3 separate regions of the Mus musculus genome follow, and regions 1 and 3 are each linked to region 2. The links are chromatin loops, found by intact Hi-C in ENCODE. Cell type or tissue: heart. All regions are shown on one strand. Each heading gives the region's core, and the rest is flanking DNA. Links, peaks and the distances in the headings are about the cores only. Region 1 overlaps Gm27242 (a long non-coding RNA gene). Region 2 overlaps Lrrc6 (leucine rich repeat containing 6 (testis)). Region 3 overlaps Kcnq3 (potassium voltage-gated channel, subfamily Q, member 3).

The links. A loop is a pair of places that touch in the nucleus more often than their neighbours do. Peaks named below come from ENCODE experiments on the same cell type or tissue, not always from the same donor. Only the 100,000 strongest peaks of a DNase experiment are listed, where the experiment ranks them.
Region 1: it touches region 2 in a loop (8-fold over the local background); 14 of 42 quality-filtered maps call a loop at or near these places.
Region 3: a loop joins it to region 2, with 5 times the contacts of the local background. A loop is called at or near these places in 5 of 42 quality-filtered maps.

Annotation. Positions count from the first base shown.
Region 1 is chr15:66,293,178-66,303,634 of GRCm38, reverse strand. It overlaps Gm27242 (a long non-coding RNA gene), which reads right to left. Exons shown (of 5, transcript XR_875391.3): 3 at 3,706-3,815. Among named protein-coding and RNA genes, the nearest start is that of Kcnq3, 12 kb to the right of the region's middle. In heart, for the core only: a CTCF peak has its summit at 6,042 (motif pointing left); no DNase peak of the experiment used is centred there; H3K27me3 peaks cover 1,270 bases.
Region 2 is chr15:66,471,543-66,481,999 of GRCm38, reverse strand. It overlaps Lrrc6 (leucine rich repeat containing 6 (testis)), which reads left to right. Exons shown (of 12, transcript NM_019457.2): 3 at 682-759. Among named protein-coding and RNA genes, the nearest start is that of Gm31006, 24 kb to the left of the region's middle. In heart, for the core only: a CTCF peak has its summit at 5,931 (motif pointing right); no DNase peak of the experiment used is centred there.
Region 3 is chr15:66,167,755-66,178,211 of GRCm38, reverse strand. The region is part of intron 1 of Kcnq3 (potassium voltage-gated channel, subfamily Q, member 3); the gene reads left to right. Among named protein-coding and RNA genes, the nearest start is that of Gm27242, 110 kb to the left of the region's middle. In heart, for the core only: a CTCF peak has its summit at 5,698 (motif pointing left); no DNase peak of the experiment used is centred there.

The DNA.
Region 1 (10,457 bases), core at 1,730-9,729, 180 kb after region 2:
TCTTGAACTGATAAACTAAGAAGGGAGACAAGGAATCACATCATGCTTGCAGAATCATGCAGCTAAATTATCGCAATAAAGCCAGTGGCTAAGTTTCAAGTCACTCTCAGTTCCAGCCTACACATCTCCCCCTTCTACATCTTGTGGAGCTTTTCTTCTTCCCAAATACTGCATGTGATTTAAAATGATGATTTTTATATTTCTTTAAATTATAAATTCCTATGATGTAATATGTATAGTTTGTGATTTTCCCTACTAATGGGCACACACCACAATGTAAATACGTAACCAGCTATTTAATTAATGAAAAAGTTCTGTAAGCAGCTCTCTGAAGGACACCACCCCTCTGTCCTTCGAGGAGCCTAGGGTCCACATTATCTTCAAAGTGTTGAGAATTTGAAGCCTCTTCCTATAATTGAAGCTCCAATACTTCTGAGAGAACTCTGAATCACCACAAGCCTGCTGACAGTTGCTTCAGGTGTATTCTAGATGGCGTAAAACCCAGATTGCCTGATCACCTAAAATTGTACACAGTGTGATTTTAGGTGACCAAGAAGTCCAGGTCTTAGCTTAAAAAAAACTGTACAATATTTGACATCTTAGAGGACAATAAGACACCCTGTTTCTCTCTCACACACATGTATAGCACACTGTACATTGCACACATGCAAAAGACATAGTACATTACACACATGCATAGCAGACTGTGCCTCACACATACATGCATGCATAGCACACTGTGCACCTCTCTCATGTAAGTGTACATACGTGCTCTCTCTCTCTCTCTCTCTCTCTCTCTCTCTCTCTCTCTCTCACACACACACACACACACACACACACACACACACACACACACCCCTTCAGCCTTACTTTTATCAGTAAACTATATCACTTTGTCCTTTGTAATTCAAGACTCACACTTGGCGGCACTCATTGATTCTCTGCCTCTGTCCACCCTGTGCTCAGCAGGTCAGCATGTCCTGCCAGCTCCAAGTCTGCCCACAGCTGTCCCAATCCCATTATTTCCCCAGTCTTCACACCTGGACTCGAGCCACCCACAACTCTCCTGCTTCCTGTAGTGACACCCACTGGTTCCCCTGAACTCTCCAGTTCTCTCCATGGCAACTAGCATGACATAGAAATGTAAACCAGCTCATGTCCACTTCTGTAAAAAACTGTCTGTAATGCTTTTCTTACGGTATTTAAGGGGAAAAGCCTGAACTCACATTGCTTATAGGGACCCTTGGTGACTCGGCACAGACCTCACTCCAGGTCTGTCAAAGGAGTTCCATGGTGAAATGGCATGTTTACCTGCATTCAGTGTGTCACTAAGGAAAACAAAGATCTCTGCCTTTATGGAATGCTCCTGTTCTGGGGATGAGACGACAGGCATAGTAAATGTGAAATGTGCTTGGAATATGCTACAGGACGTCCATGGAATAAAGAAAAGAAAGCTGGGAGAGAATCATGGCAGGGCTATAGGGATACAGTTACAAACGGAAGACTGCACAGTCTCAGCAGCATTTGTGAAAGGTGAGAGACTGAGCCACAGAGATCCCTGAAGGGGAGGATTAACTGGACACAGTACAGCAGCTTGTTTTCTGGGCTCGAAAGCTAGGACAACATTCTGTGTATCTTCCCTCCTAGCATGGGAAGCCTAGAAAGCGAATAAGTACACAAGGAGACTTACAGGCAAACAGGAGGAGAGCAGAGAGTGATGGGAGGCTTCTTCAGTCCAGTAGAGTAGTATGAAGATGCTAGAGTGTGAGATTACGCAGTCTAACCCTAGTACCAGCCTTATAGTTCTCATTATTCTCATTATGCAAACAAACAAAGGGCAGAGCATAGCACATGATGCATTGGGTTCACTCAGTGAATTCTTTCACCTAGATGCTTCCACAGCCATCTGTGTGTCCTGTCCTTGACCTCAGCAGACTGTTATGACCAGGCCTAGTCACCTGACTTTCATGTTCACCCATGATCACTCAGGGGAAAGGTACTCCCTCTGATTCACCTTACAGCCTACAGCCCCACCCCCACCCCCCAGTGTAGTGACTGACCTACCCACCCATCAGTGATGTGTGCTAACATAAGGATGCTTGCCAGTTGTACTGACTGCCTCTGGGTCTGCCTAACTCCAAATCCAAAGCCCTTTATCCGACAATGGGCTAACTCTAAAGTAGGGTGCTGGTTATAAAGCACAATCACTAATTGTTTGTGCATTTTTTCTGAACTTGTGTCTCATCTCCATGAGACACATCTCCTTTGCTTAGCATTAAAAGTGACACCAGGCAACTTCTGAGGCATCAGTCATTTGTTGGAGTCTTGGTCATCATATACAAAGCCTCATTATCCTGACATGACTGCACTAGAAACGGACATGTAGGATTTCTGATGAACAGCCGCAGGCTAGACCAGCTTCTAACCATTCTTAGCAGAATGTGTGCCATAAGTAGACTTCGTCCCACAGGAGCCACTGACAGACACTCCTGTCTTTCCAAGCGAAGCCCAGACATTATGGAACAGAAACACATCACCCCATTCTGTGCTGTCTTCCTAAAATTTCGGACCCATAGTTTTCAACAGGATTTAGACTCGCTGTTGCTATTGTAGCAGTAAGTCTGGGGATGTGAGTTACACAGCAATGGATAATATCAGGAGCAATCTCATGCTTATATAATACAGCACAGTTCTTCTATGCCATGTTTACTGTTGCTCTCTCTTAATTGAATGTGGACTTTCTGAGTTCACACCTGCTTTGACCATAGCTACACTTCTGCATCCATCCAAAAGAATACTTGTCATGTAGTGACTGTGCAACGACTATTTATTTAACAATTAATCAAAGATTTTTAACATAGACAAATAAACAAGGAAGCAGAGAAAAAGGAGCTCTGACCCAAACAGAGGAGGCCAAAGCTCATAGGTTTCCAATGATTATGAGCTAAAGTCTCCTTGATGCTCTGGAAAAGCCAGGCTGTTTCTAGAACAATTTCCCATAAGCACTTCTGCTTTCACCCTCCCCCGTCAGTTTCTTAGATAAAGAGAGACTTTTCCATGGATTGTGTTGTGTGTTTACCTCATCCTTTGCCTGGGAGATCCTAGAAACAATTAGGTGCTCCAAATTTTTTTGGTGAATGAGAGCTAATGCATTCAAAAATCACAGAGCCAAGTTTTGCATCCGTGCAAGTAATTCAAAACTGAGCTCTTAATTTGGAAAGGAAGGGATCAGCTAATTAATATGCAATGTCAGCAGCCTCCTATATTTTATGGTACAAAACAGAACTGCATGTCCCCTGGCCCAGTCAATTTCCTGTTTATTATCACATTAGACCTATTCCAGGGCAGATGGAAAATTTGAAGGGCATCTCCAGACATTAAGACTGGCATAAATCTTCCAGAATTGCATATGAATACATAATACTCCCCATTAATATTTTTAGAAATTATGGTTTATATAATTTCTTGATTAAATAGGAACTATTTTACCATGTAACTCTGCTCCTTCCAACTGCTAATTTGATTTCCCCAATCTGTAGTTTTTGGTCTAAGTCTCTGTTAATGTTGGTCTGCCTTTTAAAACAGTGTTAGCTTAAAATTCCTCACCAAAGTGGCTCATTGGTCCTTCCTCTGACCTTCCCTCTGCCTGTTTTTCCTCATCTGTTCATGAGGCAGAGAACGTCTCTAGTACCTATAGTGTGGTACCTGTGCCCATCAGTCCTGGTGTTGCATTGGGAGCTTGGACCGGCATCCTGGCATCGCCATGCTGCACGCAGTAGATCCAAGGCATAGAATGCCTTCTAAACTTCTCAGAGCTGCAAGAAGAAAGCAGGCAAGCTTAGATTTGAACTTTGGGCTCACTTGAATAAACTGACTTTGCTAAGAGGAAAGGGGACCGCATGGCCTTCATAGAGCAGCTGCTGTGCGCCAGGCACTATAGTAGGCACACGTCCTTTGTCATTTTATAGCTGCTTTATGAATCACTCATACTTATTTCCATGTTCATATGCCAGGAAAATGAGGCTGAGGGATATTTCACCAATGTTAACCAGCTACAGATTAATTAATGTGTGTGTGTGTGTGTGTGTGTGTGTGTGTGTGTGTGTGTGTGGTGTGCGCTTGTGTACATGTGTGCACACCTGTGTTGTGCCCTGAAGGTTTTCACCTGTCTTGTGCTTTGAGGAAATCTTTGAGTCTCGATACTTCTTGGCATCTACAGATGTAAAATGAGTTTGCTGCATTCTTTCCATTTGACAACACAACAGGAGAACCAACTGCAGATCAGAACCAAGAAGCCAGCATTCTTTCTACCTGACAACACAATGGGAGATCCAACTGCAGATCAGAACCAAGAAGCCATCATTTCCATCCCTTCACCTTATATTCACACTTTGAAACTGTAAGGACAGGCAGCTTTTTCCAGCTGCCCATTCAGTTATGACTAAGCCTACACTGAGAAGTCCAAGTTTGAACCCCACTTCATCATGAAGACTAAAGCTTATTTTTAAAGCTAAACACATTCCATAAATATGTATATATTTACTTATGAATATGCATCAAAGTTTGCCCGCGAATGTGCCAAATATGAAGGAATCAGTAAGACCAAGCCCAGAGAAATTTTATAGAACAGAGCGCAAGAAGAGGGTGAGAGCTGAGATAAACTTGGTAGCAGACGCCAACCAGGCTAATGTTCAAAAGACCATGAAACGTAACATGTATAGTTTTCCTTCTATGGGCCCGCATCATGGCATGCCAGGATGCAGCAGCTCACTCGCCTGACTGTCAGTGTTCTAGAGGCTTAGCCTGTGCCCGCTGCATTGTCAATTAACGGCTCCAACAAGAAACAGTCTAGGTTCAGACAATCCATGTTGGATCAGATGTTCTTAGGAGGATCCTGTCATCCCACTGAAAGAACTTCAGAGAATAACTTTTGATAAAAATATTTTTTCTTAGGAAAAAGATGTGAATTACTTTCCATCAGTGCTTTTTTTCGCCTGATCATAGGTATGAGAGGTGGTAGGATTCCTGTGCTTCACAAAGCTTCACTTGGGGTGCCTTCTTCTCAGTGGAAGTGGAGAAGCAAGTAAGGGACCTGTGACCCTTTCGCTGCCTAAGGGTGAAATGGGTTTGATTTCACTTCTGGACATGTTTCTCCCAGCCAGAACAAGTTATGCGAACAAACCCAGCATCAGTTGGGGCCATACCTCTCAAACACATGGGGGCATGTGTGTTTTCTGAAAAGTAACTGTTCTCCTGATTTTCAATCCATCACAAGTTGGGTTCAAAGTGAAAAAGAAACTTCACGCACAAGCATTATAGAAGCCTGCAGGGATCCTGTTGTGACAATTTGTCCCTTTTCCGAGGTGAAACAAAACGTGGCCGGGTGGACTATGGTCGAGTTTGTAGACAAACATGGTCTGCTATTTGAGTCTGTCAACTGTAGTGGGGGAAGATGTCCATGGGTGTATTTTACTCTCATCTTGATTGTCAAATACATGCGGGGCACTAACAATCAGTTTTTTAGCACATCACCTATCCCTCTGGTGCACAGAATTGTTTGGGAGCTACAAGATGAGAGGATTCTCCTGAGCAGACATTTTACTCCCAGTTTGATAACTATAAACAATAGTACAACACACAGAGACTATAAGGGATAGATAATATTTTCATGGGTTCATTTCAAGATATTTATGGTTTTTTTGACACAAAATTAGTAGGATCAATACCTCATGAGGAAAAAAAATCTAAACAGGAAGAAGAAATTTGCAGCCTATGTAGGCAAGCACTTGAAGTGTTACTCTCAGAAAACAGCTTGCAGCCAAAGTCAGATGTGCTTATCATAGTTCCCAAGGCCTTCCCCAGAACAGGTGGTGTGAAGGATATGGCCCTGTGTATGGACAAATGAGGAAGGACCGACAATAAGACGCTCGGGCCAAGTGTTTCTCCTCTTTCGCAAAATTCCTTCCCCTGCCCCTTCCTGGTTCTCGTTTTCTTCATCATCACACAATCACACCTGTTGCTACGGTTTATAAACAGCTCCCTCTTGTGGCAGGTGTTGTACATAGCGCTTTAAGTGAGCTGCATTTGCTAGCTATCTGCCTGGTCCACTGAAGACAACTGGTTTGCTAATCCCGACTTGTGAACTTCCATTCACAAATTCTTTTTTAAAAAGAAACAAAAATCAAATGCTGTGTATGCTAACACAAGATAAAGAAATGTTTCTTTGAGGAAGAAAGATGCTGTCTTCATATACTTTTTTCATGTTCAATTTGTAGCATCAAAGAACAGAACCAAGGCACAGGTAAATTCTGACTAATCCAGTACCCTGCATATTAAGTTATCACATCTTTCATTAACCTTCTGAAGAAGTCAGTTATTAACCAGGAGATGGCATATAACACAGGGCTAATAACAACAAGAAGAAATGAAATGCAGAGATCCCTGATGCAAAGACAAAGAAAAAGGTGACCCAAGGGACCAGTCTGAGGTAAAAATAAGGACTCTGAGTCTCTGTTGGCTTTGAGCCATACCACAGCATAGTAGAGATATATGTCCTCCTCCAGTTTCCATAATGAGAAGGCAGGCAGAGCTTCCCCGAGGCCACTTAGAAAGAGATGGGGCTGGTATAGAAACCTAAGGACTTTAAACACAAAAGCCCGCGCTAACGCTGGCTTCCCAGGAAACACCTGAACTGCATATTTTCTAATATTCCTATTAAATGGGGGGTTTTGTTTGCGTGTGTAGAATTTTTCCAGTATTGGTGACACTATCCTCTGGGTTCTTGAGAAAAGCACACACTAGAAACCCTGCTTGGTAACTCTTTGAGATTATGCAATGCACACACATCCAGAACGAACCTCCAGCCCACACCCGCTTCATAGGGTGGTCGTGACAAGAAGGTAAAGCTTTGCTCAGAGCCTGGCCACAGAGGGTCTCCAGGGCACAGTGAGTGGAAGCACCACTCGCTCCACAAAAGAATTGGAGGGTTGAGGGCTAAGGACCCTCTGCACCTCTCTAGAGATATTCACGTGGAATGAAAAGGATTTGACTAGACATAAAACTAGGCTAACATTTGATAGCCTAGACTGATGACCTCTGGCTGGAACATGAGACCATTGCAGCAAGATGATGCCATTAGCCAAACTGGGTCTCATCCCCAATTAATACATTGAAGTCCAAACACCCCGGACCTGGAATATAATTATATGTGCACATAGGACCCATTAAAGAGGCAACTGATGAGCCAGCAAGGTGGCTTCAGTGGATAAATGAGCTTTCTGTGCAGTTCTGGAGACCTGAGTCCGATATTCAGAACCCACATAAAGGTTAAAGGAGAATATTAACTCTGCAAAGTGTTCTTTGAACTGCACCAGGCTTACTGTAGCATGTGTACTCCCCCCCTACACACACACACACACACATACACACACACAAATTCAAAAATATTTAAAGAAGCAACTGAATCAAAATGAGGCTGTCAAGGTGGGCCCTAGCCAATCTGACTCAAGTCCTACGAAGAGAAAATTTGGACAGTCAGAAAGAACCAGAGAGGCACAGATGGCCCAAAACCAAGCGGGGAGACCATAAACAGGATGTCATTTTCCTGAAAGCCATAGAGAGCATCCTCTGCAGGTCCCAGTAGCATTGCATGTGGCTGTCATTCTTCAGCTTCCAGGTTGTGAGAAAGCCCTTTTGGTGGCATACATCAGCCAGGGTGGTTTTGTCACAGCAATCTTAGCAAACTAATGTCTACACTCAGGTTTCTATAAATACAAACAGAAAGCACTTCAGTTCATTACCTGTGTATCATAATATACAGCTGAGCTGTTCTATAAAATGTGGGTCAGTGTTGAATCAATATTGGACTTGGCACCCAAAAGTTTTCTTCTAAATTGGATGTAGTATTAATAACTATGTGTAGTATTAAAAACTCTGAATGCAATAATATTCATAGTTTTGTCAGTAAGCAGGTATTAAGTCCATGTGGCAAGTTTGACAGGTGTTAACTCTCTTAATACTGAAATAGCCTTTCAAAGTAATTAATAGTATTCCTACGTTACAGGGGAGCTGAGGACCAATCATTGAACCTGCCCATGGTCAAACATTTGGCATTAGGGGTGTGCAGAATTCCTTCTTGGAACAGGTTGTTTCAATAGCTTGACTTCTGTCCATCATTGTGTACGTACCCACAACCTCCTGTCCCACTCTTAACACCCACTCTTAGCTTCTTCTCTGGAATGAATTCTTCAAGAGAATTGAGGAAGACCTGGAATTCAATGTCGTACATGCATGCTTGTGACTGACTAGGGTACAAGGGATCTTTTTCAACCAGAGTAGGCCAAGGAGAGGTTTTCCAGGTGGCGTCATTGTGGTTCTCTTCTTAGCACTAAGCCTGTATCTGTAGGCTGAGGTATGGAGGCATAGAAATCTGCTCTCCATAAAAGTGCCCAGTAGGCAAAGGAAATAGAAAGATGTGTCTTGGATGTCCCTCCTTTAAATACATTGAATATTCAAATACTTGCATCTTTGCCTGAGTGACCATTCAACTCCCGAATTCCTGAACTCAGATCCAGGGGCTCACTAGCAAGAAAATGGAAGTGGGTAACTGGAATATGTAAATGACATAGACATATAGGGATTTTAACAATCAAGACTCAAAGGAGAGGCTCTTGGTTTAGTGAGAGAAAGTAGCCAATTACTGGAGCCAGAGACAGGTCAAGGAGCCTCGTCAGTAGGAAGAATTGCTGTGGCACTGGGTGAACTCGTTTCCATTTTTAATGTGTCAAATGATTCTCTATTTTGTCTGGTGCTGAATCTTGCTTCCAACACTCCCTAAACTACATATGCATCTGACCTTCCCCTCTGGGATCCCACTGTTTTCTTCCTGGACCTTAGAGCCTCTTAGCTGGCCTTGGCTTTGAAGTTGGTCTCACTGAATTCGTTTTCCCATTCCAAGTTATCCTCCAGCCATTGGCCCTTTCTTGAATCCCTGCAACTCAGTCACACCTGTCTATGTCTGAAGCACCTCATGGTCACTGTTCATATCCATAATATATTCATGAGCCTGTGCCACAAAGCCCCTATTCTGTTCACGCTTACCGCCAATTAACTCCCCTATTAATGCTAGCAATTCTATACTCTGATTCACGTCCAACTGTTTGCTTGTGTCAAATTCCTACCTGGCCCAGTGTGCTCTATGAACACTGTACTACGATTAAAAGCACAGACAAAGGAATAAGATACTCCAGGCTTGAATTCTATAGCTGTTGTTTTTCAGCCATATTAACTTTGGACCAGGTACCTAACATCTCTGTCTCATTTAATTTGTGGTTAATATGGAGAACAGTAAGCATAATGTTGATCCTGTACATTGCTATGTGGATTTAATAAAATAATCTCTGTAAAGGACTCAGCCCAAGTGACAGGTATGCAGTAGGCATTCAGCAAATGGTGATGATGGTGGTGGCGGCAGCGGTGGCAGTGGCGGTGGTGGTGGAGGTTATGGTGGTGGTGGTGATGGTGATGGTGATAATGAACATCTACCACACGTCTGGGCATTGAAAAGCAATGATGACACATGACAAAGTGCTTTGCGTTTGTAGATCTCATTTTTACAACAATATTGAATTAACTACTGAGTCTCTTTACTGTTTCTCCTATCTCCTATAGATGGAGAGCAATGAATGACCAGGAAACAAAACAAGCAAATGCTCACTGGAAGGAAGAATAGCTGAGTTTATCCAGTGCATAGATTATTTCGCCCAATCTAAGTATTTAAAGGAACAACAGCAAAACCACTATTAATAAACATGAAAATTACGTTGATTTTATCACCTAATTAAATTACTTTAATTAAGGTTAATGTAAAAATTTTAATTACAAGGAAAGTCTTCTTATTGCCATATGGAATGAAGGTGAGCACCACTTATCTAAGAACTCATTCGTTCTTTTTGTGCCTTCCTGGAGCTGCTTTCCCTTAGGCTATTCCTTGGAGCAATGTTGTTATTACAGGTGCACAGCCTGGAGATGGGACATGGACCAAGACAAATAGGCTGGATAGAATATTGTCCAACTGTTTAGATGAAAAAACTGATGCAAGATTTGGGTCAGGTGAATCAGTCACAGAGCTAGAGCTACCTCAACGCTATCCTTCAGGCTGCCCTCCTCTGCAGAATGACATTGTGAAGATACACTTTCATAGCTTCCCATGACTTCTCAGGAAGGTTGTTATAGGTGAGAAAGCAAGACCTCCTTTGCCCTAATATAAAGAGAAGCCCAGGGAGGAAAGAAGAAAGCAGGGGATGGAGAAGGGGAAGGGATCAGACAATCCTAGTGTCTGTGGAAGCTTCTGAATTTTCAAGAAGAAAGGTGTGTGTAGGATATCTTGGATTCCTTTCTTTCCAAACATATTTCCTTCTGTCTCACGATAGGAATAGACTCAAAGTATGCGCTTGCCC
Region 2 (10,457 bases), core at 1,037-9,036:
ACTGAGTCCTGTACACTGGCCAGCTTGCCTAAATGTAGGCCATTGGCATTGGAGATGGATAGGGACATGTGCAAACATTAGTACTCTGAAGAAGGGAGGAAGAGAGGAAAGCTTTGCAGGTGACCTTGTGTCTGTTGTATAGATGTTCTGTCTAGTTTTCTGTCAACTTGACACAAGTTTGAGACATTTGGGAAGGGGATACCTCAATTGAGAAAATTTTCCCACCAGATTGGCCTGTGGGCAAAACTGTGGTGCATTTTCTTGGTTGATGATTGATGTGTGAGAGGGCCTAGATCACTGTGTGGTGCCTCCCCTGGGCCAGGAGACCTGGATGGTGTAAGATATCATGCTAAGCAAGTCATGAGGAACAGCACGATAAGCAGCACTCCTTCTATGCCTCCTCAGCTCCCGCTTACAGTTTCATGCCTTGAGAGTTCCTCCTGCCCTGATTTTCTCCAGTGCTAGATTGTTATCAGGTGGTGTAAGAAGAAACACACCCTTTCCTCCCCAAGTTGCTTTTCATCAAGGTGATTTCTCACAGCAGTGGAAAGCGCGACTAAGACCATAAAGATAGGAAAAGCCACTAGCCACATGCAATCCTTTGCTTCTCTGTATCATTTTCATGACCAGTTATAAAATAATATTACTGAAGGCCAATTAATTATATTATTTGTATTACAGAAAATGTTAGCAAACTGAAGAAACTTGAATATTTGAACTTAGCATTGAACAACATTGAAAGAATTGAAAACTTGGAAGGTAAGAATTTTCCTGGTTTTCATGGAGTAAATAAAAACTTGGAAGTAGATTTATGAGGTAGTGTAGATACAAAGGGGCTACCTTAAAATTATATTTTACATAAATCTTGATCATTTTAGTTCTTATAAAACTTTAAACAATAAAGTGATATGTAAATTCAAAGCCAGAAATGTTTCATCCCTTCCTCGGTTGGTCTCCTTATCAGAGGTAGCTGCAATTGACATCTTGAATATGTTACATGTATTTCTCTTTAGTTTTGCTTCCTATCAATCAGATCATATTGTACATCTCATCCTTAACATTTTTGACAACGTGTGTATGTGTGTGAGAGAGAGAGAGAGAGAGAGAGAGAGAGAGAGAGAGAGAGAGAGGTGATGAGAGGGGGAGAAGGAGAGGAAGAAGAGGGAGGAGAGGGAAACAGGAAGAGGAAGAGGAAGAAGAAGAGAGAATATATCTGGATCTCAGAAAACAACTTGTAGAAGTTAGTTTTGTCCTATATTATGGCTATGGATTCCGGGGAATCTAACTCATGTTTGGCAGCAGCTGTTGAGCTCTCACTCTGGTCCTTATAAATAATATTTTGAAAGTTAATTTCTTCCTGGAAATCACCTCAATATCTTATTATGCAAAAACAGGGACTGGAGGCTGCATAATGACGTAAATACACAGGGATGTGCCAAGCATTTGCCTGCAGATGGACATTGAGGATTCCAGTGCTTTGCTAAAATGAACTGGCGACTGCACACCCTTCTTCAGCCACTCTGTGCATTTTCCATCTGCCTTCCCTCCTGGGGTTTTATTTAGACTTGAAACTCCTCGGCTTCAATATGCAGATTTTGGAATATCCTGCCAATTTCTTTTTCTTCTGAAAGATTGTATCAGCTCCTCTTTGTACCTCTTTGTACCTTGTGAGTGTCATTTCTGTATGGCTTAGAAAATGCCTCCCCAACACTGAAATGTACTCAGGAGCACTGAGCCACTCAGCACTGTTTGCTTTCGATATTGGCTATGCTTGTGAAAAGTTCTTTCTCCTCAGGTGAATTCTAAGGTGTTTCCTATCTTTTGTCCAGTTTTTCTATTGATTTGCCATTTTGGGAAGTATACTCTTATACATTCTAGATACTAAACCATTGTCATGTGGTACAGATATTTTCCATTGATACACCACTCTTCTGTGTATTTCAGTTATGATACTAGTATGCAGATGTTTTATTCTCTAATACACTAAACTTCATCAATCTCTTCTCTTGTAGTTCCTAAATATGGTTTATTTTGTATTACGTTCTACTTTCAACATCTTAATTTTTCACACATATCTTCTCCAATCCATTTCAAATTTACCATGTAAACTGTATCAAAAGACACTCAAAAATTTCTAAAAATGTATCATGGTTGAAACACTCTTTAAAACTGAAATATAAATTACATACCATAAAATTCACCACTGTGAATGCACAGTCCAGCAGTTTTGGTAGACTTGTATGTTCTAGAACATTTTCATCGTTAAAAAAAAAAAGAAATGCCATATTGTTCGGTACTTACTGTACTCGTGCCCCTCCTTACCCACAAATGACAGCTCGAGATCACCTTGTTTCCCCATATTTCTGAACACAATCCAAATGGAGCAGCAGCGAGTGTGGTCTCTTGTGTCTGACTTCCTCCTTTAAGGCACAATGACTCCTCCACGCTGCAGGATGTCTCAGTACGTCCTTTCCTTTCATGGGTAAATAATATTGCACACCATAGAGACACCACATCTTGTGTTTGTTGGTTGATAGGCACGCAGAATGGATGCTTCACCTTTTTAGCTATCAAGAATTCTTTTGCTGATGGCTCAATGGGTAAAGTATTTGCCCTCAAACAGAAGGACCCACGTTTGGATTTCTAACACCCACTATATATTTTTTAATCATCTTTTTTATTTTTAATTACATTATTTATTTACATTTCAGTCATTACCCACCCCTTTTGGTCCCCCTTTTCACAGTTCCTCATCCCATTTCTCCCCCCTCCCACCTCCAAGAGAATGCTCCCCTCACCACTAGGCCTCCCCTCTTCCCTGGGGCCTCAAGTCTCTTGAAGATTAAGCACATATCTCCATTGAGGCCAGACCAGGAAGACCTCTGCTATATATGTACTAGGGGCCTCAGTCTGGCCCATGCATGCTCCTGGTTGGTGGCTCAGTCTCTGGGAGTTCCCTGAGGTCTGGGTTAGTTGAGACTGATGGTCTTTCTATGGGGTTGCCCTACCCTTCAGCTTCTTCAATCCTTCCCCTAATTCAACCATAGGGGTTCTGACTTCAGTTCAGTGGTTGGGTCTAAGTATCTGCATCTGTCTCAGTCAGCTGCTAGTTTTAGGAAAGATTCCTGCTAGTAATATGCTTGTCCTATTATGGCTCCTGACAGTAGAGGAGCAGCCATGCCAGGCTCCTGTCTCTATGAACATCATAACATCAGTAGTAGTGTCAGGCTTTAGTGTCCACTCCCTTAAGATGGATCCCAAATTGGGATCCTTCAGTCTATTTTCCACTTTAGACAGGAAAAAAATTCTAGGTCAGAAATTTTGACTATAAGTTGGTAACCCAGTCCCTCTACTTGAAGACTTGTCTATCTACTGGAGGTGGAGTCTTTGAGTTCCTTCTCTCTAATGTTGGCATTTTGGCTAAGTGACCTCCATAGAGCTCTGATTGTTTCTCTCTCCTCTCTAGTCTCTAGTGCTTTCCAGAAGGTCCTCCCACATCCCATCCCCTGAGGCTGCTTATTTTCATTCATTCTTCTGGCCCTCTGGGCTTCTCTCCTGCCCTCCCCATACCTGACCCTATTCACCCTTTCCCCTCCCCTCTTTGTTGCATCACAGGAATTAAAATTCGTATCTTATTTTAGGACAGTCTAGATCCAGTTAATGCTAAGTTAATTTCAACAGTAGACAAGACCTTGCTATTGTATTCATGCTGCTGTCTTTCCCTTTTGCTGTAGTTACCACAAACCATATCTTTATATATATATTACTTACCCCTCAGTACAGATTTATGATGACTGATTTTTATAGTCATTTAAAAATAAGCTCAGAGAGAAAAGTACAAAAAAAGTGAGTTTATATGACTTTTGCATTTACTCACATAGTTGCTTCTATTGTGGATCCTTTTTGTAATATTTGAATTTGAAGATGCTAAATAACAGGTTTGGAAGGATCAGAACTATCATGAACACATGTGTTTTCATGACTTTAACTTTTTGTTGCATTATCTCCTTCTGGGCCGAAGATACATCACTGCAGATACATGTTCTACCTCTGAACATCCGTCTCTTCAGGATGTCACTGACTTTGACCTCACAGGCCCTAAACATGGGCACTTGGGTCCTTGATTCTTTGGTAGGTGTGTGTAGGGATTCTTTGGTGTGGCTCTTGTCACTTTTCATAACACTACTGCTAGTCTACACTGCTGCTCTGCACTGCTGGTCCACACTGCTGGTCTGCACTGCTGGTCTGCATTGCTGCTCTGCACTACTGGTCCGCACTGCTGGTTTACACAGCTGGTCCACACTGCTGCTCTGCACTGCTGGTCCACACTGCTGGTCTATACTGGTGGTCCACACTGCTGGCCCACACTGCTTGTCCACACTGCTGCTCTGCACTGCTAGTCTACACTGCTGGTCAACTCTGGTGCTCTGCACTGCTGGTCCACACTGCCTGGTATGCCCTGTCCACGCTTCTCAACTGCCAACCCTGTATGGTAACAGGCTGTGTGTTAGGACAGAGTATCTTGAATGACACTTGAATAGCCACCCAGTGGCTTATAGCCCTGGAGTTTACCACTGTGACTGCAAAAGCCCTACCCACAACAGCTGATACATTGATTCTAATATCTTCATATCTTCATTTCATGTCTTCATTTCAACCTCAAAGATGCCATTTAATGTATTTCTGTATGGTAGATCTTCTGTTGGCAAAAACATCAGTTTTTGTTTACTTGTTAAAAAAAAATATTTTGAAGTTTCCCAGATAAAGAATTCTTGACATTTTTCCTTACTCCCTACTTCCTTTTTTCTTTTTTTCTCCTATCTTATTTTCAGATATCATTTCTTCCTTTATTGTCTTTTTAAAATCATTCCTCTTTCTCATAACCCCATCTCTATTAATTGGATGTGGTTATATTCATTGGAACTTCCATGCCTCCTAAGCTGCATGTCTATTTAAACTAGTCTGTCTTTTTATTCTGCAGTCTGAGACATCGCACCAGATTTAAATCCCAGAATAATTATGTTAATTCTTTCTCATTCTAGAATTCATTTCATTTTCAATTAACTCTGATTTGGCCACAATTTCTACCTTCTCACTCCCTCCTGCACCGATCGCTGCTTTTCTGTGGTGCGATTGTTGTTGGATGGATGATATCATGGATGATATTTTTTTTGATGCAGTTAGAACTCTGATTTTAATCTTTCCCATTCCCTGGATGCCTTTCCTTGATCGCCACTCTCTCTTCGGGGCTATTTTATTGAGGTGGTTAGTTTGGTGTCACACAGTAAACACAGAGAGTCTTGTGTGTCCAGTGGCTGGTGTGGGCTCACAGCTGTGAGGTGGTTTCCCTGGCCAACCTCTCCTGTGTGTGGCAGGGCTGTGTGCCCTGTGAGTGGGTGGAGCGCGTTGACTGTCAGCCTTGCTGCAGAGTGAGGGGCGGGGAGCCGAGGCAGGCAAGCTGCTCTGCCACCCAACTCCCATCTGTCAATAGCTAAAACAGGGAGGGGTTCACTTGGGACAGGGGTTTTAGTCTCTTTGCCTCCCCATGCAGAAAGAGTAATCTCAGTGACAGCCCACAGTCATAAATACACATTGTTCCTTTTGAATCTCTATCCTCAAAACCTGGAAATTGCCAGCGTCAAAGCCCCAAATCAGGATCAGCACTGAGATTCAGAGCTCTATCACTATCTTCCTGTTTTAGAAGAGTAGTCAGTCACTACTGGTGTACACGGCAGCTCTGTCACTGTTAGCTTGTGGCCAAAAGGAATGGCAGCATTCACTCAGCACTAAGTTCATGGTAATACATTTTAATGTAATTGTCAGAAAGTTAATGACACCCCTTCCTGTTTTGGGCTATCCAGGGCTTGTTTTTGTTGAGAAGCTCTTGCTGGTCGGGGACTTCCCTTTTAACAAACGTTCTGATAATTTACCACTAGAGGGCAACATCGTTGCTATTGTGGTTTGAACTTTGCAAACTACAGTCACAGCTGTGTGCCTCTAACCTTTGTCTGGGCAGGTGCTCCCTTCTGTACTGTGCCTCCCAGCCCTAAGGGGAACTGGGTACAGGCTAGTTTGGGGACATGCATATCAAGATTAGAAGTGTGTAGGGGAAACATAAAGAGAAAAGGGACTCTTTTTTCTTTCTTTCTTTTTACTTTTTTTTTTCTTTTTTCCCTTTTTTTGCTGGCATGCATGTACTTTTGGTTTGATTTGAAGGGCTAGATGTGAGAGAAGAAGATGGATGGATGACTCAGTCCATCTGCTACAGTAAATCTCAGACTTTTCTTAAAAAAGGGAATGGCGTCCCCCTTCTTTTCCTAGATGGCAAAGAAGAAGAGGAGGAGGAGAAAGAGGAGGAGGGGGAGGATGGGGAAAGCAAAACAAAGAAACCTGTCTCTCTCTTTCTTCCCCCTCTTCTCTGTTCTCCGTTTAGGATTCACCAGGGTAGAATGAGGTACCTGCTGATCGTCTCCTAGAACAATCTTGCCCTAACCTGGAGGGGAGGGAAGGGCACTAAGTGTTTGTGACCAGTAGATGGGTCAGTCTACTACTGATGGTCTTTTTTAGGATAGAAAGCAAAGGGTGGAGGAGAGAATGATTGCCTTGGCAGAGAAGGGTTGGTCACGGTTGGCCACCTTGGGACATGCTCATCTGTGACATGAAAAACGCGGTGTAATATTTTTTACATTTAGACCACATCTAAGCAAAGTAAAAACTTGTTTTTGTTTTAACCATTATGAACACATAGAGAGTCCTGAGATTTTCATTTTTAAAACCATAGCAAAACCCCAAACCATGACATTTTCATCTTGCTGGCATCTTGTGAATCAGGCTTTTCTTACATGAAAGAAAAATAGCATTAAATGTTTTGCAGAGCTTCCCAAGGTAAATGTAATATTAGTGTCAGCACAATGCATGGTTCTCACCTCGCAGGTAGCAAGAGATTATTTATTCTGAGCCAAGTAGGAGGGCCAGGGCCTATAAATAACCTAGAATGTGTCCCCCAGATCATGTGTCTATAGTGAAAGTGTCCATGAGCTCCCATGTCACTACATAAAGTCATGTACCAGATATGTTATGGGGAAATTAGGTCAGTGGGTTACAGCAAAGCAGAGAGAACCACATTGCAGGTTCTGATGCTGTCTGGCATCCGAGTTGCTGGAAGCTCATGATCTGCTAATTTCATACATTCTGAAGGTTTTTGCCTGGTAGTTGGAAGGACACTGGATCAGACACAGAAGGTGAGTGCTAAATGGCCCTGAAGGGACTAAGGATAGCTGAAGGCAATCTGGCTTAGTGTCTACAGTATCCCAGCTCTCCACAGTCACGAGGTGCTAATCAGTCAAGCAGCAGCAATCAATACAAGTGCATCCATTCCCTGGGGAGCTCCGTTTACAGTTGTCCTGGTGGGCAAGCATCACATCCCGTGCATTCAGAAGCCAGATGTGCTATGTCCCATAGACTAGGAACCCTTGTCCTTAGGATGATAGCGTTGAGTCTGAGTGGCCAGGACAGCCGAAGAGCTTGTCCTCCTGGGCGAGCAGGACTTCTTGAGACCACCTCGAAGATCAGAACTCATAACATGACCAGCGAGTGCTCATGTTGACCGTGACTATTTACTTATACTCTCCGCTTGCCCTTTATCCCATTTTCTTGTTAAAATTTAAAGCTCTGGCAGTACCCTAAGGTTAGACTTGGAGTTGCTGGTTCTTTCCATTTGCCCCTTACAACACAGCCCCATTGATGAAACCCTCTCTCTGTGCCCATCACCATTATCCATCTCTATTGTTTGGGGACCAGGGGCTGATCAGAAACTTTTGGTGCTGTTGGAGCTGGGACTTTTAGCCTTAAACTCATGTTAGTTTATTAAGTAGAGTCTAGGTTAATTTTACATGACAGCTCAGTTATTCTTTGATCCAATTTTAATCATACCCTTCCATGGGTGACTTTAATCTTGAAAATATATGATTTAATACACACACATGTAATATGTAGAAACAAATATACTGCTAAACCAAGATTATGGAACATTCATGTTTAAACCTAAAGATAAAACAAACCAAATTTATTGTCCTAAAAAAGACTGTCCCTTTCCACCATTGTGCATTCAAGTTCAGTCCAGCCTAGGCCACTCCTGGCTTGGTGGTGACAAATGCTGTTATTTAGGTAGCCAAATATGTGTTGCATAAGAGCTTTATCTTAAGAACTTTAACATGATGATGATGATGGTGGCAGCTGTGGTGGTGATGAAGATGATGGTCACGATGATAATGATGACAATCGTGATGAAGATGATGAGGATAAAAATGAAATTTGTAAAGCAGTAACACAGGCAGAGATTCTCATATGCCAGCTCAGAAATGCTTTTCAGGAAAGCAGATCTAAGTTCAAGCCTCAACTCAGCCACTCAAAAGCTATGAGAACACTGGTACTCTCTTGCTTCATATACTTTAGAGTTCCAATTCCTTCATGTGGCAAAGAAACAAACTAAAGGAAGCTATGTCTCAATAGACAATCCCGTCCCACGGTTTTGTAAGTCAGAATTTCAGGGCACATGGCTGATGGTTCCTGTCTTGCTTCTATATCAGCTAAAACTCTGATAGGTCAGTGAATTCTTGTAGCCAGAGTTTTCATTTGGCCTCTGAGAATCCCAGTGTTCTCAGAGCAGGCCTTAGTGTATGTTTTCTGCATTCCAACTTGAACATAAAAATTGTACATACTTAAGAAGTACCATGTCATACTTCATTCATGTGTACAGTGTATGCATTACTGAGCATCCCATACTCAGAGACAGTCAGGATTACTTCATTATGGATGCAGTCTATAAGTTAGGAAGTCTCTCAGATCAGACCAGGTACAGGGAGAGGGAACAGAACTAGATGCCAGCTTCCGTGATGAAAGCAACATCACAGAGCCAAGTGTCACCATTAGCAATCTGACCTTAAATAGCAGTTATCATAATCTTTTTTTCTTATAGGCACAGTGTTGGGATTAGATAAGGCACTACCATATAGGTTATAAGCACATTTTATGCCTGTAAAAGAATTTTGCTATCTTTTCACAGTTATATGTTATATTCATGTGTGTACTCATATATGTATGTGGGTAACTGGAGGTCAAAGGACACCATCAAATGCTCTCCTCTGTTGATCTTTATTGAGAAAGGCATTTTTATTGAATTTAGAGCTTACTCTTTTTTTTTTTTTTTAACTAGACCAACTGGCCAGTAAGACCAAACAATCCTCTTGTCTCCACTCCCCAGTACTGTGGTTGCAGGCATGCATTCATGGTGATGCCTAGCTTTGTATATGGGTCCTGGGGATTCGAAACACAGGTCCCTCCCACTGTTTCCGCAGTCCTTTAATGTTTTCATTAAAATACAGTAGTTGTAAAAATAGTTTTGCTGTGGCATTTCAACAGATGCATTTAGCACACGTTGACTATTTTCTCTTGTAGTAGGAGATCAGAGAAAAACACAGAAACTGTGTCTTAGTTTTCTGTCATTTTCATAAATTTTTCTTCTATTTGTATATATTAAATATCAGATATTGTCATATTGGCAATTTTTGAAATAACGACTCTCTAAGACCACTTCTGTTATCGCTTCACCTTGCTTGTTTTTCCAACATTGCCACAGCACACGAAATCTTAAATCTTAGGGTTTAATCTTAGTTTCTTCACCTTGAACATCAGGTCCCCATGTCCTGATATAGCTTCCATAACCCTCATTCTTAATGCTTTGGTAATAGTGGGATGAAAAGATAAAACTGTGTTTAGTTAGCCAGTTTTACATAGTTGTGTGTGTGTGTGTGTGTGTGTGTGTGTGTGTGCATGCATACACATGTATATGTGTGCAAGTGTTCATCTATGTGTGCCTGTGTGGAGGTAAAACATAAGCATCCAGTGTTTTCCTTCTTTTCCCCTCCCCTCCCCTCCCCTCCCCTCCCCTCCCCTCCCCTCCCCTCCCCTCCCCTCCCCTCCCCTCCCCTCCCCTCCCCTCCTCTCTTCTCTTCTCTTCTCTTCTCTTCTCTTCTCTTCTCTTCTCTTCTCTTCTCTTCTCATTTATCTCTATCTCTATATCTCTATTTGAAATGAGGTCTTACATTGAACTGGGTGCCTAGTGAGACCCCAGGATCTACCCATTTTTACCCTATCTCCAGTAATGGGATCATAATTGAGTACTGTAGTGCCCAGACTTCACGTGTGTTCTGGGGATGTGGATTCAGATCTTCATGTCTCCACATCCATAATTACCCACTTTCACACACTAAGCATGAAGCTAGTTTCATGTTCGTGCCAATATATTTTATACCATGGATATAATTTGGCATCAATCTAACAGTTAGTAACAGTTGTGTGGCTCTGAAAGACTTTGATCTATACTTAGCCTTGTCAGTGTTCTTCCCTTTCCTTGGCTGACCCATTATCTCGAAAGCTGTGTTTTCCTTAGTTTTCAT
Region 3 (10,457 bases), core at 1,480-9,479, 300 kb after region 2:
CACATATGTTTTAAAAGACATCTAATCCAACCGAAAACTCAGACTTAAATTGCCTCTGTAGTGTTTTTTGTCATCTGGCCATCTCCTCTGTTCTTTTCTATTTTGTTTTGTTTTGTTTTATTTTATTTTATAAATATCTTTTAATGAGGAACTCACTTCCTCTTGGGCAGACCATCCCATTTCTGGTTCATCAGCCAACAGAATCAATTCAATGAGCATTTATTTTGCATCTACTAAGAGTTGGCCATTGGAGTTTTGAGAGAGGAATTAATCACAGTATTAATCACATGTATATTAAAGCAGTTAAGGAACAACACAGCAGTCAGATTGGCGCATGTATCAGCTTGGTAAATCTGGAAGCAGGTCTTTCCTTCAAAGCCAATGGCCTTCTTTACTTTTTTCAAACTAGAACATAGGCCATTCCTAAAAGAAAGAGAAGCCTGTAAATTGAGCACATACCTAGCCAACTCCATGGAGGTCTAGAGTCTCTCTAGTTGATAGCTCTCATGCTCAAATAATCTAGGGAGATGTGTGAATGTGTGGTCCTTAAAGCATCATCCTGAGGCTGGAGAGATGACTCAGCAGTTAAGACGGCTTGCTGCTTTTGCAGGGGGACAGAGTTCACCTGCAGGCACTCACATTAGGCAACTCATAATGTCTGACATCTCCAGGTTCAGAGGTGACACCTTCATTTGGCCTCTGCAATTTCTGCATGAATTCATACACAGACATAGACACAGACACAGATAAAAATAACATTTAAAAAATTTAAACAAACAAAATATCACTTTGCTTGGTGAAGGCAGCCTCCAGCCATGTCATGCTTTTAGTCTAAGAATGAGTGGAGAAAAGCTAAAGACCTGCCTATCCTATGTTAGTCTTCCCCACATCCAGTAATTGCCTTGTTCTCCTAGAATTGAAGGTGATAGGGAGGAGGAAATCACTAATTCACCCTTCGTAGAGACAGTGACACACTCAAGAGTGGGGAAGAAAGCAATTCAGACTTAAGCTGCCCCAGTACAGAACCTGGTGAGGATGCCTCAATATAGGACCTGGAGGAACAAGTAGTTAACAGCCTGAGGTCTCTGGACTTAGGGCACTGAATGCCATTACCAGTGTGAGTATCACAATGATACTGAACCCAGAGCTCTAGATCTAGGGACCCCTTGGAGGCCATTTTACCCAGTAGTTCTTCATGAGAGGCAGTTGTTACCCCAGGGAATGTGACAAGATTTGTAGACACAGTTATAACTTGGTAATGTGTTGCTACTAGCATCTAGTAAAGAGAGATCAGAGCTCGTGATGGTTGGTCCTGTGTCAAATTGAAGCATAAACTATAATTAACTGAGAAAGTACTCTCCTAAGATCTGGCTATAAGATATTTTCTTAACTAGCAGTTGATAGGGAAGTTCCAGTCTATTATGGGTGGTTGCATCCGTTGGTTGCTGATCCTGGATTCTAGAAGAAAGCAGGCTGAGCAAGCCAGTAAACCGTACCCCTCCTGGACACCACATCAGCCTCTGCCTCCAAGTTCTTGCCCTATTTTAATTCCTGTTCTGATGTCCTTCAACGATAAACAAGGATAGGAAAGTGTAAGCCTGATAAACCCTTTTCTCCCCAACTTACTTTTTGGTCATGGCATTTTCTCACATCAATAGCAACCAAAATTAAGACAGGGATGCTGCTATGATCACTACTCTATATGCAGAACAACTCTTCATGACAGAGAACTATCTAGTTCTACATTTCAGAAGAGCTGAGTTTTCCAAAACTCTTGTTGAACCAAATCTTTCCCCTCCATCTTGTAGAAGTAGAAACTGAGATCTCTCAGAGCTAACACAATGGCCCAAAGCTTGCAATTAGGGAGTCCTGAGCTAGATTCAAGGTGGCCTTTCCCCAAAGCACCTCCTCTATCAGGATACCTGAGATCTCTCCCCCAAGAAATATCATCCAGAGGAAGAAGATAAAAGAAAATCTAGGAAGCCAATCCTGGGCTGCCAGACACAAGGTATGCCTGAAGGAAGATAACACTAGCTTGTGTGACCTGGGAAACTCTCCTTTCAGTCTGTGGGCCAATTTCCCCCACCAGGAAAGCTCAGAGCAAGAGTATGTGCCTGGAGCCAAAAGACTCAGCTGCCTAGGTGGTAACAGGGGCTGGTGAAGAGGCAGCCATGATATGAGCAGTCGTACTGTATGTTCTATGTATCAGCACATTCAACATAACAGAAATATGTATCATGAATGTGTGCAGATATCACAAAGAGTACACATATTCTTGTATGTGTGTGCTTATGTGCATGTAAGTAGACATACATTTGTACAGTGGATGTCTGCATAGAAGTGTATATGTGCATTCTTTGGTGTATGTACATGTTTATCATTCATACCAATGCACTTTCTCACTATAGTAGTTAAGATGCAGGTCCTAGAACCAGAGCTTAATCCCGATCCTACCACTTTCTCGGTGCTCATCAGAGAAGCTGTTTTACCCTCTCTGTGCTCCAGTCTCCTTTTTCTCCTTCATATAACTGTGATAAATACTAAATAAGGACAATAAACTGAGGTCTTTAGCATGTTGCAATTCTTAAAGCAATTATTATATCACTTACCCAGAAAATAGAAGTCTTTGAAAGTTGAAGGGATTTGAAGGGGTGTTTGATAAACTCCTCCAATTTACAAGAAGTTAGGCTAGATTCAGTGCAAGCTGCTGCCTCAGGCAAGTTCATTTGGCACATTTATCCTATGAAAACAGTGCTTTTAATGGGCGCAGACATTTACCTTTGATGTCAAGTCATAGGGAGAACAGAAACCTGTCTCTCACTGTGTTTTGGGTAGGGAGGGGCTAATACTCCTGGAGTCTCCAGATGTGCCAGGCATCAGCTGATATGTCCATGCGGCCAATGTTCCATCCTGTGGTTCCGTTCAGCTTACAGGCAAGAATAGTAAAACAGAGGGAGATTGCCAGCCCAAGTGGTTGCCCTCCGGTGTAAATGTGTTGTTTCTATCCACAGCTGCTACTCACAGAGCCCTGTCTCCCTGACCTCCTGGCACGAAAATACACATGTTTCTCCTGGCTCCTTCCAGCCACCCTTCAGAAGAGTACATGTGGGAATCTTTCTCAAAGCTGGTTCTGGCCCCAGATGATTAAGCCTAGTGATCAAGCATAATTGGCAAGTGAAGGCACATCCATGGAGCCTAGACATGGTCTCAAGTGACAGCGTCTCCATGGACTAGTCTAAGCACAAGAAGGTCTGTGACTCATAACGCAGGATATAGGATACTAATTTTGGACACCCTCCCTCCCCGATGTGCCTCTCCCCTCTCTCTTCTCTATCCTTCCGGCTTCCATCTTTCACCCTATCAGTTTTTCCACAGCCACAACATGCAGTTGTGACAGCTCATGACTCAGAAGCTATTTCTCTGGATGCTCATGATTAAACTTTTATTGCAGATTGTGAGACAATGGCTCTGATTGGTCCACTCCTAGTCTCATGCCAGTCCTTGTCTCCATCCCTGTGGCAGAGGGGCAGGGTGTTGATTGGCTGTACCTAAATCATAGCCTGTTCTGGGCAGGTTAACTCAGGAGAGATGTGGGAAGATGCTCTTGCCAGGGCAGGCCATTGTGGTTGTGAAGGAAGTACTTTAGGAGGCCTGGTTGGGCATCCCATTCTTTACTAGAAAAAAGAAAAGCTCTCATAGAAGCAGGCCGTGGCTCACTACTGAGTAACAAAATAGCCTGAGGGTTTTTATAACAGTACTTTAAGCACTCGGAGCCCACAGCTCTGCACTGAGGAGAAAGGAAACATTCTACATCTTGACCTCAGTTGGTTTTTAGAGGTGTGGTGTGGCATTCCCTTAAATAGACCAGCTCTTCATTAAGTAGCATATAGAACAGGATACACTTGTGTCTTTATCAAGCTGTTAGCTCCTTTGAGGACTGTTTTAGAAGCTCTGCTCTTCCTCATTGCCCACTAGAGTATGCCCTGTTTATGAACAATAGGAAGATGAGCTCTTGCAAGCTGCAGGAACATGGACCCTAGTGCCTAAACCATCTGTAGGCCAGTGGCTGATCATCGAGAATAGCAGTGAGCAGAGGCCTGGCTGGTAAAAGGCATGAGTGAGGGAGGCAGACTCAAGGAAAGCTGAGGTATTCAGTGAACCGGAACCTCCAGAAAAGGAGATCTTGGGTTTTCAAGGGAGAATGGCTCTTGATCCAGAGTAGGACAAAACTGCTTGCAGCTTTGTGGGATTTCTCTGAGGAAAGAATAGGGCCACTAAAAGTAGAAGAGGCTCATTTAGAAGTATAAATATGGAGTCTGAGAAGGCGACGCAGGGCCTTCTCAGTTGTCTACAGGGACAGGAAGGTGTGCTGCTCCAAGAACACAAGTTGTCTGGGGTTAGTGACTCCATATCCCTCAGAAGGAATATTAGAATATTAGAAGTCTAGCGCCAAGAACCATCGCTGCAATACAACTGCAAGTTACAGCTGGTTTGCTTTCTGTGGAGATTGCTTTGACCATAGCAGACTGTAGCTGGAATGTCTTCCAGGCTGCTAATACATTTTGAGTTTTGCACATGCAAATTTACCTATAGGAAGGGAAGGCCTGGAAAATGGAAGGACAGTTCTAGTGAATTCTGTCTTAGGAGAGAGCATGGAAGCCAGAAGCTTCTCCTGTAAATATTCTTCACATTTTCTCAGTTCTGTGTATTGGAGGTTCAGTGAGATCTTGGCAGGAGCTCTGCAGTAGGGGGAATCAGAGCCCTCCCATCTCAGAGATGATCACATCCAAGACCTGTTCTGGTCAGCTGAGCCTGGTACAGCAGAGAGATACACAGAGTAGAAATTATCAGAGGCCAGAGGGAGCTGGGAAAATACTGAACAAATGTGGACTCACTGTGATGACCAAGAACACCCCCCCCCCCCGCCCTGTCACTTTTCTTTCTTACACCTGGCCTCATCTTATTGCTACAAATAACCAACATTTTTTGTTGTTCTTGTTTTTTGTTTATAAACAGAAGCAACTAAGTCAAATTACAGTTGAGAGAAAAAGACCCTAGGTGATTATCAGTTCTACCCCAAAGTCCCTCTCCTCAGGAAAAAGCTATGACTGAAATATGAATTATCTAGCCTTCTCCACACTCTGTTTTGACACTTAGCACCTGTCTGATGGATGCTTCTGGTGCACAGTGAGCACACATCCCAGTGCTCCCCAAGTCTAAAATAATATTCCTGTCAAAAACTAGTGAGATGAACAGCACCTGTCTCTTCTGCTAATCCTTCAGTCCTGCAGACTGTCCTCCCTCCTGTCCCCTCCTCTCCTTTTTTATTTCTTCTCTCTCTGTCCATTTAGGGCTGTGTCTAAACCTTGTACTCATCTGTGATTCTCTTACACTGGGCACCTAGCTAGCATGTATCAGTTATCAAGCTAATGGTAGAACTAGGTGAGACTGGAGAGTGGGGACTTAGCACAGATGGAACTAAAACTCCCCCAAAAGGAAAAGACTCCTAACTAGAATTCACCCCACAACCATCCAAAAGGCCATGTGATCCGTTATGCAAATCAAGAGACATGAGTCACCCAGCTTTCTTCCATAACAATGTTAAAATAGCACCATGTCTGCCAAAATAAAAAATAAAATCAACAGAGGGGAAAAAAAACTCATTTGGAGTTGTCATTTGCTTGCGCCATCTTGTGGCTGGATCTGTCACTCCGTTCGCTAAGTCACCTCCCCAAGAACATGATGGGCTGGACAGCTAGCTGTATGCACCAAGTCATCTTCTCATGTAACCATCACATTGACCTCTGCTTACAGTGTATCTGCTAACGTCCTTGTTAGGTTCTTGACCCAGGAAAAGTCATATGAGAAGCTGTATTGAGGGGACAGGGGCATCTATGTGACCATGATGTCTTCAAAGCTGGCTAACTTCTCTGTTCCTTTCTATTCCTGTTGCTTGCCTTCTATACGTTGGTGTGAAGCAAGTCAATGCTTTGTTTAGATTTGTTATTGAAAATGTGACATTACGGAGGACTTTTTCCAGTATCATTTGATGGAACCAGGAACATTTTACACACTTAATGTAGTGAAGTAGAAACTGGGTGAGTTAGACACAGGCACCACCTCAGGCACTGATTTGCTATTTTCTTCTGAGCATCAGGATATCATAGCATTAGGGCGTGGCTGAGCTCCTTCTCACTTTGACAGTCTAGGTTTTTGTACTGAACTGCTATGAGCTGATGATCCTGCTCAACTCCTTGTGTTTATATATGCAGAACTATGGCTATTGAAAATCGACAGCGCAATCTAGCTCTTCTATAAATAATCGGATTCTTTCAGTATATTGATAGCTTGTAAATGAGGGAGGGTTGAGTTGGGTGTGTGTTTGTGTGTGTGTGTGTGTGTGTGTGTGTGTGCACAAGTACGCACGAGCTAGCGAACAAACCCAAGGCTTCACTCCTACTTCATATGTCCTTTACTGCTGAGCTACAAGCTACACATACACCAATGATTTCTTGTAGCTGGCACTGGGTCAGACCTGGAGACAGAATGGGTATGTTATTATTCTTGTTTCTATGTCCTGGTTAACAAATGAAATGTGATAAATGACAGCAAAACTAAGGTTAAATTCTGTGAACGTGTTACACATATAGAAAACTAAGAAATAAATGAACATTATTATAACCTACTTGACAGACTCTAATGTCATGAGAGGGTTATTTGAAGTGGACATGATGATATTCGGGACCAAGACTTACCTTCTGTGGGTTCTGATAGGACGGCAGGGCCACTGCGAAGGGAGGGAAGTTGGATCAGGGTTTGGTCTGCAATAAATTAGCCAAATGTAATTCATATAAGGTTCAAGAACAGGACAAACCCCAGAACTTCTGCCTAATCCCAGAACATTCTATGGCTTTCCCACACAGCAGGGACACTCTAGGCAGTAGGGCCTGCCAGATTCTCATGCAAATACTATTCATTACACTCATAAAACATTTATTTCTAACAGCTTTTATGCAAATTAGAAAACCTCTGGTGTAAATTTACCCAGAGAAATCTGAAGTGCTAAGTAGCCACCTCTGAAGGTGCTGATTCCCCATCAGAACAGTTCAGGCCCAGCTTCTTCATCTACCCAGCATTGCTTCCTGCTTATCAGTTCACTTCCCTCTAGGTGTGAATTAGTTAAATTATAGGAACAGTCTTTATAGTGTATTTTTCCCATTTATCTATCTATCTATCTATCTATCTATCTATCTATCTATCTATCTATCTATCTATCTATCTATCTATTTGCTTTACATCCAGTTTGCAGCCCTGCTCTCTCCTCCCAGAACCACTCTCACCCAGCCCCTCCCTCTTTCCTCATCCCCCCAACCCTGCTCCTGCTCCACACTTAAATCTCTGAAAAGGAGCGGATTGCCCCTGGGTCCCAACCCACTCGGACACCTTAAGTCACTGCAAAACTGAGTACATCCTCTGCCACTCAGGCCAGACAGGACAGCCCAGTTAAGAGAACAGGATCCACAGGCAGGCAACAGAGTTAGTGTAAGCCTCCTCCTATACACACACAAACACACACACACACACACACACACACCCCTGCAGGAAGACCAAATTGCACTTCTGCTACATACATTCTAGGTAGAGGAGTGGCTAAATCCAGGGCTCTTTGGTTGGTAGTTCAGTCTCTGGGAGCCTCCAAGGGTCTAGGTTAGTTGATTCTGTTGGTCTTCTTCTGGAGTTCCTATTCTCTCCTGGTTCCTCAATCCTTCCCCTAACTCTTACAAAAGACTGTCTACTGTTTGACTATAAGTCTCTGCATTTATTTTCATCAGCTGCTAGGTGGAACCTCTCAGAGGACAATTATGCTAGGTTCCTGTCTGCAATCCTAGCAGAGTTTCACTAATAGTTTCATTCTTGCACATGGGATGGATCTCAAATTGGGCCAGTCATTGGCTGGCCATTCCTTTAGTCTCTGTTCCATCTTTGTTCCTGCACTTCTTGAAAGCAAGAACAAATTTTGGGTCAAAGGTTTTGTAGATTGGTTGGTATGCTTATCCCTCTATTGGGTGTCCTGCCTGGTCGTCATTTCAGGTTCCATATGTCCCACTGTTAGGAGTCTTAGTTAAAGTCACCCTCATAGACTTCCTAATGCCTCTCTCAATCCCAGGTCCCTGGTAAGTCCTAGCAATGCCCTCTGGCATATTATTTTAGTGTAAATTGAAATACAGAAGTGTAACATGGGCTCGAAGAACTGTCAAGCCGTTCGCTACCTTGGAGATACAACAAGGTCTATTTCTCTCATCTAAAATAAGGATGTTGTCTTTCCTCCTTTTTTCCAGGATAACTCTCGTACAGCCTTTGCAGTCTCAGCCTGAGTCATTCCTTCTCATTAGGACTATCTTTGGCTTGACCATTTAAGTAAATGAGGCTTCAACTGTTCTCTGCTCCATTTGACCTGCTCCTTTTCCTTATTGCATTTGTCAGTGTTGCCTATTTTGTTGTTTAACTGGTTGTTTTTAACCTTCCTTGCTCCTTCCACATTTGAGAAGGGAATACAACCCTGTTTATGCTCAGATTCCCAGCATGGGAAAATCATCTGTTCTAAGGATAAAGAACAGAATAAACAAATGCAGTTTTGCTCTACTGCACTGTGGGGTAGGATGTCTAGGAAAAGGGGATTACCAGGCTCTTGAAAATCTTGATGAATGAAAGCAAAGCAGGAACTTGGCAGGATTTCACTATTTGTTGGTAGCAAGTTAGTAGAAGAACCCAGGCTTGTTACTTCATAGCTTCTCTGTGCACCATATTTTCCTACTGAGAATCATGGCATCTGGGAGCAAAATGGATCTTTCTAACACTCAGTTCAGCAGCATATAGTTCATCATTTACAGGCCCCAGACAGATACCTTATAAGTGTGTACCAGCTCATGCAGAGCAATGGATGGAGAAAACAGAACTCAGAGCTCCTGCCTTAAAAGGTTCGATTCAATCATGCATACACAAAGTATGTGCCTGTGTACCATCCCCCACATTAGCTTAGGCAGCTTTATGCTTTTCTCCTCTCCCTCTCAAAGAGCTCTACTTGGAACAATCAGCTTCAATAGAGGATTCTTGGTTCCTCTCTAGGCTCTGGCTTATCAGAGACCTGTGGCTGCTTGGTAGAAATTTGCCTTCCAGCCTGGGGCCTCCTCGAGACTGGTCTAGACAGATATGGAAGAGTGGCCTCAAAGGATTTGAAGTTGAATGTTAGTTGCTGTTGATCTTGAGATGGCAATGAGACATTATTAGTTGACTTGCAAAGCCAGTTAAAGGGGTGGTGAAGCAAGCTGTAGCTGCAGTGCTGAGGAGCAGAAAGGACTCTAGTCTTTGCTCCTGTTGAGAGTATATCACCATCTCCTTTTACCCAGGGCTTCTCAGAAGATGCCTGAGTCATCATAACCTTTGCAAATGCTCCCGCCTCCACCTATCGAGGCTCCAGTTCAACTTGAAGAGCTTGGCACTTTCTCAGTGAGGTGATGCTGGCATGAACAGAGGCCACAAGAAAGACAGTTGGAGATGCCAGTGTGGAAATGCTACTCTTCCTTTTTGGGGGGGATCAGAGAGCAGAACAGGGTAGCAACATGGCTTAGGGTTCTTGACTCACTGGCAGAGTAGACTCCTGGATCCTTTGTGAAAGGGATAGCAGGACTAGGGATGGTCACAGCCATTACAGCCATTACAGGCTTTACTGCTGTTGTCATCCTTAGTCAAAACCACTGTCATCATCCAGCTGCTGCAGCAGCAGCAACAACATTATCACCATCATCATCATTACAGTCAACATCAGCATCTCTATTATCATTCCCATCAGTGTTATCACCATAGCTGAATCGCCATGACTGTTACCATCATCACTGTCATTACCATCACTACCATTTTATCACCATCAGAACCACCTTCAGCAACAAAACATCCCAACTCTATTGTCACATTCCATTACAATTATTACCATCCAGCACCCTCAGCATTGCCACCATTCTATTGCCACCACTGACTTTGTTACTGTTGGTACAAGCTATTTAATGGGTTCTTATGTGCCATGTTCTGTACTAATGAGCTCATTTTCCCACTCCATGCCATACGTCTTGCATTTCAGAGTCACCGAAGGGCAGGGTAAATGTAAAACCCATCTCTCATCTGGAAAGGATCAAGACAAGACCCACTCTCGAAATTTCCTCATCACTCTATGTAGGACTTTTTTCTTTGCAAGGTTTATCACAATCATAATCAAATAGCTACTCCTGTAGTTACTACACCAGACTGGTTTTAGCAGTGAGTGAGGGCTCCCTTATTTATGAATCTCTAGTGCCTTGCCTACAATTGCCTACGTGTGGATTCTCAGTACCCACAGATTTCTGGAAAAAATTCCTAGGTCATCAAAACACATCATGATCCTAAGAACCCTCACATGTGGATGG